Linked DNA regions of Homo sapiens: region 1 is linked to region 2. A link is a loop called in an ENCODE intact Hi-C map of the cell type or tissue named here. Cell type or tissue: prostate gland. All regions are shown on one strand. Region 1 has its middle 9.3 kb from the start of TEKT3. Region 2 holds the start of LOC124903931 (a long non-coding RNA gene).

Evidence for each region. A loop is a pair of places that touch in the nucleus more often than their neighbours do. Peaks named below come from ENCODE experiments on the same cell type or tissue, not always from the same donor. Only the 100,000 strongest peaks of a DNase experiment are listed, where the experiment ranks them.
Region 1: it touches region 2 in a loop (2.3-fold over the local background); 27 of 110 quality-filtered maps call a loop at or near these places.

What each region holds. Positions count from the first base shown.
Region 1 is chr17:15,348,858-15,352,857 of GRCh38, reverse strand. No RefSeq gene overlaps it. Among named protein-coding and RNA genes, the nearest start is that of TEKT3, 9.3 kb to the right of the region's middle. In prostate gland, no CTCF peak of the experiment used is centred here; a DNase peak (open chromatin) is centred at 1,547.
Region 2 is chr17:15,258,712-15,262,711 of GRCh38, reverse strand. It overlaps PMP22 (peripheral myelin protein 22), which reads left to right. Exons shown (of 5, transcript NM_000304.4): 2 at 1,951-2,062; 3 at 3,519-3,618. The coding sequence starts at 1,985. It overlaps LOC124903931 (a long non-coding RNA gene), which reads right to left and starts at 1,753. Exons shown (of 2, transcript XR_007065632.1): 1 at 1,577-1,753. RefSeq lists a silencer at 1,701-1,820. In prostate gland, CTCF peaks have their summits at 219 and 1,798 (motif pointing left); DNase peaks (open chromatin) are centred at 71, 1,821 and 2,161; H3K4me3 peaks cover 2,489 bases; H3K27ac peaks cover 2,734 bases.

The DNA of each region.
Region 1 (4,000 bases), 90 kb before region 2:
CCCTAAACAGCATGCCTCAGTTTCTGGTCTAGCCTGATTCTTTCATCACTAGAACTAAAGTGCTTTCTTGAGTAAAAGACATTGAAAGACTTAAAAGGCAACTGTAAACTCAAGGGCTCCAACACTCCTAGTATATAGACTCTTCCCTCATTGTTTCTACTATCTGCTCCCCAACTTGATAGCCCCATCTTGGCTGCTGCAAATGAGAGGAAGACAGAAGATATGGAAGACAAAAGGAGGTTCAGCTGCTTTTTCTACCTCAGGTAAGAACACTAGTCTGCTTCCTTTCAGCTTTTTAATATCTCAAATAGATTCCCTCATCTTCATTATCCAACTTATATGAATGCTAATTTGGCTCCATGTTGCTTCTACTCAAATCATTATGGCCTCTTTGATAATTTTCAGGGCCCTTTCCCTAAATAATTCAGCAATAAATGGCCAGAAAATTAGGTCCCTCAATGAGGTGATTCCTAGCTTGTATTTTAGGCTTTTTGAGGACCAGAGACATCCCATTACCTTGAGTAATGAGGATTATAGGAAGGAATCACATAGAATTAAGAAATGCCATGGAAATGGGAGCATGTTTGCAAACGACAAAGTCCTTCAGAATGTAAGAAGGCTCCAGTGAGAGTTATCTCATTGCTTCTTGGCAGATCGAGTCGTGAATCTCAGCCAGAGTTTTGCAATATCAAATATGATGACTCAGTCACTCTCTATATGACTCAATATCAAACCCCATGAGAGAGAGGATCTGCCTAGGTTGGCACTTGAGCTATGCCACCTCAATCCACTGGCCAGTCCACAGAGGGGCCACCTTTGAGCTGGGTGTTTACCTGTGGTCCAAACATTCATGGCCAATAAATGGGGGTGGGGAACACACCACATAAAACATGGCCACTGTCTTAGGTCAGGTTCACCAGAAGAAGACTCCAAGGATTAGTGTGAAAGTGATTTATCAAGAAATGTTCTACTGGGAAAAACTGGGAAAGAAATGGGGAAGTAGGATCTATTATAGAAGGGAAGTTGGGAGATGCAGGAATGTGGTATCCAGCAAAGTCCCAGGAGGGTAACTTTGGTTCATTCCCACAGGAGGAGCTCTGGAAACAGGGTAGGTCATGCCTCAGAGGGTCACGCCTCAGGAGAAGAGCATCTGGGGTATTTATACCCCAGAACTCATTAGTCTTTGGTTATGGATTGGCCTGAGGCACAAATTCCCAAGCACTTCCAGGCTTTCTTGCCTAAGCAAAGTAGATTCTGGCAGCCTGAGGACAGTTCATCTTCAAGGAGATGTAAGAATAAGCATACGGGGAGTCTGTGCTCAGGAAAATGATCAAAGGGTCCGAGGAGACATGGGTTGAAGTGTGGACAGCGTCTGCTATAGCTTCGTAAAGAGATAGCTAGAGAGGCTTCCTTCCCCAGGGGCCCACAGTCAGCACGCACACCCTAAGCTGAATAGATTCTTCCCTATATAGCCTGACAAGCTGTGTTGGAAGCTTGCGCTAAGGTTGTGGAAGACTCAGCCCGCTATCTGCCACCTTCATCTCCACAGCCTGGCAACCTCATAACTGGCTGACTGAAGCGAACGTAAATTAGACAAAGACCAGCACAAATCAGACTCAAGTTAACACACGCCAGACTCTGGCTGTTTCTGGTTTATAAACAAAAGATAAACTATTTCCAACAATGTCAACAAAAATAAATTAACTTTCTTATTAAATCACTGAGAAATGACATTTCAAATATTTTATAAAAATACAGCACATCTATCTATATCCAACTCTGCTTTTGTTTCCACAAACTCTTGTCAGTTTAAAGATCTACACAATTTTCTCTGTAGCCCGTAAATGAAAACTTTCAGTTTTTCCTGGCTGGCAGTGCTTTTTCCTCTTCTGAGCTCCGAAGAGACTGGGTTTCTTTCTGATGGCTTTGACCACACCAGAGCCTGCACTGTAGGATTTTTGCCCACGTCCCACCAAATGTTAACCTCTTAAGGACAGAAACAGGGGCCCATTCACAGTGATACAAACATTTAACAGCTGAATCTCTGGGGAAAAATGTATGTATCTGTACATAATGTTTATTATATTTTAATGATATTAAACAATTCTTAGCTTATAATTTATAAATAGTAATAAAATATACAAATACTCTGTATTATAAATTCCATATAGCCAGTTGGTTTTTACAGAATTATTTTGTTGATTTTTGCCAAACTCTTGTATTTCTAACCAACCTGTAGTTGCAATTAATGAATAAGAGGAGTCCAACATGAATGTTGGTTGACAGCTCCGTTCACATTAACAAGACAAAAATGAAGATGTATATGGAAACTTTAATGACACGAATGACTTCTTTGCTGAATCAGATAATTATTTTCAAATAGTGGGAGAATGTAGCTTCAATTTGTGTGTGTGTGTGTGTGTGTGCCTGTCACAATTTCATGGCTACAAACAGGAGATACTTTAATGTGCATTATACTTTCCATCACTTTCTTGAGTTTAGACAATCAACAAAACTATAAATCAAGCCTTGCTTTGTGGCTATTGATCATTTCCATAATGTAAATACTCCCACTGTAGTCATTTTCAAGCTACCAATGTTGCTGATGTCAGAGTTGGGAAGAGATGCTCAGTAGTACATCACGATAAAGTGTTTCCATTATAAAGATACAATAGATGAAAATAAACTTCAAGACATAAAACAATAAAATATTGTGAAATAATTAGAAGGTGATAAATTTTGGGTATCTGTTGCCATTGTTTTAATATAATTTACTAAACAGTAAATTTATATAATGTAGTTTTTAATAAAGGCTGTGCTTAATGAGCTTGCAAAATTCTTGAAAATTTAACAATAGTCTTGCAAGCCAGTATGACCCAGTTCCAGTACACCACTGTCACTCACATTTCATAATTCATTGTCTTGCATGCTACTGAGAGTTACAAATTGTTCAGTGATTGCATGACTGATGGTAAATTAGAGATGTTGACTCTCTGATTCTGTTTGACATGCTCTGTCTTCCTCTTAAGAAGATTCTAACTTCTTACTAGTGGTAGTAGCTGAGCTCAAAAGGTAATTGTTCTAAACTAATAAAGGTCCTATTGGCTTATCTGGATGAAACACCATGTACCTCTGATAAGATATCAGCCTCCTTAGACCAGTTTGTGTCCTTCTGTTAGTAGTAGTCAATGTTTCTTTATAATACTCGGTTTCTACAGAATCATAGAGAGCATATTATAAATGCCCTCAGATCTTAAAATGTCAGATCTTTTTAGGTAGCCTTGGTATAGTTCCCCGTTTTTTAAATACATAGTACAAAATACAATCTATAACACAACACTATCCATAATCCAATGGTTACCATTTAATGACTCTTAACAACATTAAACCAAGCATTTTTCCCCACTCTAAGTATCCCATCTGTGTTTCTATCTGCTTCTTTAGGTTATAAGGATCTCCCTATAATGCTTAATATGAGTCATTTTTGTTGTTGATGATGATTAATTTATGACATAGGACTGTCGGTGAATAATACCAGGACCTTATAAGTGAAACTTTAAGGTTAAAGTTCAGGGTAGTCCCAGATGATACAAGAAAGTCTTCAGGCACGAAGACTGATTGATTGTCTAGCCATCTTGGCTGCTGGGGAGGTTGTTGATTACTCACAATGCATCTCACCTGATAACTCCAACCTTGATTTCTTTTCCCTTGAGTTACATTTCTCCCAGGACAAAAAGAGGAGCAGACAGTTCCTATAGAAATAGGTTCCATGCCTGATGGGCTCTCCAAGAACCATTTACAAGCGAGCATCCCAGCTTCAGTCTGTTTTCTGGAAAAGACTTCGATAGAGCATCTGATTCATTATCTTCCCTTCGGACTAGTGAGGCATTATTGTTTTCTTCTTATGGAGAGATCCAGTTGATCTGGGGGTTTGCCCAATACCACACCACCAGTAAGTTCCAGGAGGAAAGCTGGTCATTGTTTCCCAAGTTATGATTCT
Region 2 (4,000 bases):
TTTAAGGCCAAGTGACTGTCTCCTGCCCTCCCTCTCTCCTGCCCCCTCTCCTCCCTGAGTCCCGCCCTCCCGCACACGCTGACCCAGGGACACACCCTACTGCAGCGACGCAAACAGGGCGTTGTTCCCGTTAAAGGGGAACGCCAGGAGCCTCCCACTGCCCCCTTGCTTCGCGCGCGCGCAGCCCCGCAGCGCAGCTTTGGCGGCGCCAGCAGCGGAGCCAACGCACCCGAGTTTGTGTTTGAGGCCACCCTGAGGATCGGGACAGCTGTTCCTTTGGGCTGTAAGTGATTTGGTGGGGAGAGTGAAGGAGATGGAGGAGAAATGTGGGCATCTTCCAGTGAGGGTGCCAGAAAGCGCAGCGCAGGCGCGGGGCTTTGGCCAGCTCCCTGGGGCTTCTGTTTAGGGGCACAGGGTCCCCTGTGTGTCCTGTTTCCCTCCAATGGGTCTTGGAGTAATACAACGAGGAGAGCCTTTATGGTCTATAAGACCTTACAGGGCAAGGGTGATGGTGCTGGTGTCTGGATAGCGGATAAGGGCGGCCCAGTTCTCGCCTTGCTGAAGAGGCGTTGACTCTGGGACACACTGGCAAAACAGTCCCTGTGGCGGACATCCCGAGAGTGTTGGACTCCTGTGGTTCCCCAGTTCCCAGCCTCCTGCCATCGGCTTAATTCAAACCCTCTGGGAGTCATCAGAAATCCTTGTTTATTTCTTCCAGTGCATTCCAGAGTTTCTTTGAATGTGATGCTTGTGGAGAGGAACAGAGGGGCCTGGGATTGGGTACTTTCCAAACTGGGTTATTGAAACGTTGTCTCCCTGGCCCAAGACTCTGCCTAAAATGGTCCCCAGAGTCTCAGCCAGATCTTTCACAGCCATGCATGTCCTCTAACAGGTCATCCCAGCCTTCAGTTCCCCCAAAGTTTAAAATGAGGGGCGAGGACCGCATTACTTGGGATAAATGTCCTGCCGGCTCTGACCGGCTGAAATTCTCGGACTCAGCCTTTTACCCTCTGTCTCTCTCTCCCGTCCGCTGGACATCTACTCCCTTCGGTCCAGGCTCCTGGGCTCCTGTCCCACCGCACCCAGACCGGAGCTCAGGCTTGTTGGGGTTCGTGTCCTGGCTTTGAGTGCCTGGGGTGCAGACTGGACCCCTAGGCGAGCACGTGGGTCTAGCGCAAGAGCAGAATGCCCCCTGACCCCAGGGGCTGCCTGGGGAAGCGCGCGGTGGACGGGAAGCGCAGGGTCCGGGCAACCCTCTCGAGCCATTCTTTTCTTTCCACACTACTCTGGCTCTGCACCACCTCTCCGGAGCCGCCAGAGTCTGCGCGAGGCTGAGCTGGGGCCAGGACCGTTCCTCTACGCTGGCAGAGTTGGGTGGAAACTTGGAGACAAACGGAATGCGGAGAGCACTGGGGTCTGGGAAACCAGCCTCCTCGCCGCTGTCTCCCCCACCGCATGCCACGGCTGTCTCCAGGTCTCAGACGGAAATCTGGGCACCTACTCCCCTCACCCCTACCTCCACCCCATAGGGGAATTCACCATCTGAACCGGGGTCTCGGAGAACGTGACCTCTCACCTTCCAGGGAGGTCGCCGGGAGGTGCTTGGGGTGGGTGGAAGCGTGCAGTGGCCTCTGCTCATATTTTCTGGAAACCCCTCCGTTCCCTGGGTGGTTTTAGACGTGCGAACCGCTTGTTTTGTTTCCAAAAGCAAAAGATGTTCCGTTGCAGGCGGGCCCGGCTGGGCGCTGGGCACTGGGCGCTGGTCCTGCAGGCGGCTGCTGCCCCCTCTCGGCGGCAGGCGGCGCGAAGGCTCCTGACCCGCGCGGGCGGTCGGGCTGCGGGCGCTGGGCCAGGCCGGGCCTTCCGCTAGTGCGCGGGACCCTCCCTCTGCGCGCGCCTCCGTCGCTCGGCCCAGTGCGTTCGGCCTCACGCCCAGCGCTCTCCTCGCAGGCAGAAACTCCGCTGAGCAGAACTTGCCGCCAGAATGCTCCTCCTGTTGCTGAGTATCATCGTCCTCCACGTCGCGGTGCTGGTGCTGCTGTTCGTCTCCACGATCGTCAGCGTGAGTGCCTGGCGGGGAGGCTCCCTGCGCGGCCCGCCCTTCCCCATCTGGGTTCCCAGCCCGTGCTCCTGCTGGTTCAGGACTGTGTTATTTGCAGACAGTTGGAAGTCTCAGACGTCCCAGGGAAGTTTCTGGCAATCTGCCCCCTTCCAGTTGCTTTGAGAAAACGAGAGCAGATTCAGTGATAGGAACCAAGCGAGCGCTGGGCTGGGTTAGCTGCGCAGGTCTCTATTTAAGCCAAGTAACTTCAGAGCCGATCTAGGGTCCCCGACCTTCATTTGACAAGATTGTTTAACTTTTTTTTTTCTTGATGCAGCCTCGTTGAAGAAGAGGAGTATTTATGATTTTTTTTTCTCCAAACCATAGTCAGATGGGTGAATTAATTTATAAAACACCCTTTTAGGACTTGAAATTGGAAAGTTAAAATGGGCTTTTCTGGAAAAGAGTTCACAGGTCCCATGTCGGCTTTATGGCATGAACACAACACATTGTTAGTAAAGCTTCCACTGGTAGGAACAGGCCATCAGAGTAACTTCTGTTACAAAACTGTCCAGCCCATTAGATCTTAAAGTTATTTTCTTGGCGATGAAGATGAGCAGACATTCAGGCAGTTTTCCAGTGGTGGCTTTCACTTCTTAATTTAAGGCACATTGTAAGCATGATTTTCTTTTTCGTTTTCTTTTCTTTTCTTTTCTTTTTTTTTTTTTTTTTGAGATGGAGTCTCCAGCCTGTCACCCGGGCTGGAGTGCAGTGCCATGATCTTGGCTTACTGCAACCTCTGCCTTCCGGGTTCAAGCCATTCTCCTGCCTCAGCCTGGGATTACAGGTGCCCGCCACCACGCCTGGCTAATTTTTTTTTTTTTTGTATTTTTAGTAGAGACGGGGTTTCACTATGTTGGCCAGGCTTGTCTCAAACTCCTGACCTCATGATCCGCCCACCTCTGCCTCCCAAAGTGCTGGGATTACAGGTGTGAGCCACCGTGCCCGGCCTGTAAGCATGATTTTCTAGTCTCTGTGAGAAATAATTATGTTGGGGATTTGTGACTTAGTTTAACATTTACAAGCATCTTCACAGTATCTCCATTGTGCCTGGTGATGATGATATCAGACTGATAGGAGCTATAAACAAGGAAATAGACTGAGAGAGGCGGGCTTGGGGAATGATCCCGAGATGCTGGGAGGAGAGAAGGCTTGAATGCAGGTGTCTAAGGTTGAGTTCATGGCTCCTTCTACTATAGTAAACATCTCTGCACATAATCGTTTCTGTGTGCATGTGGAACTTCTCCATTTACAAGGTGCTTTTAAGTCATAAAACGTTGGCTCTTACCATGCAGGGGTGGGCGGTGTGGCTAGGTGGATGCGGGTGCTTTTCGCCATCCCTGGGCCTTTCTCCTTCCCCTTTTCCTTCACTCCTCCCTCCCTCCCTGACTCAGGATATCTATCTGATTCTCTCTAGCAATGGATCGTGGGCAATGGACACGCAACTGATCTCTGGCAGAACTGTAGCACCTCTTCCTCAGGAAATGTCCACCACTGTTTCTCATCATCACCAAACGGTGAGGCTGGTTTTGTGCTCCATGAGCTTGTCCTCAGACGCCTGTAACACGTTTCTCAGCCCAGAGCTGGAAACGCTTATTGGAAGACACAAGCCAGAATGTCGTTGCTGGGGTGGGGTGGGATGTGACAGGGAGCCATGAGTCCAGGGAAAATGGGAGGGGTGGTGATCTCGCTGGGGAAGCTGAGATCCTGGGCATCATTGTGATTCACTCTACCTAGAGACATGCCCTTAGTGCCCTCCTGATCACTTAGGATAATGCTTTTTGTGATTGAAAAAAATATCGACCTGGGAGCTGTGAAGGTGGTATGATAGCTAAGCCTTTGGCAGACCCCCTTGGGACATTGGATCAAACGTGTATCTTTGGTTTGGTGGCTGTCTCT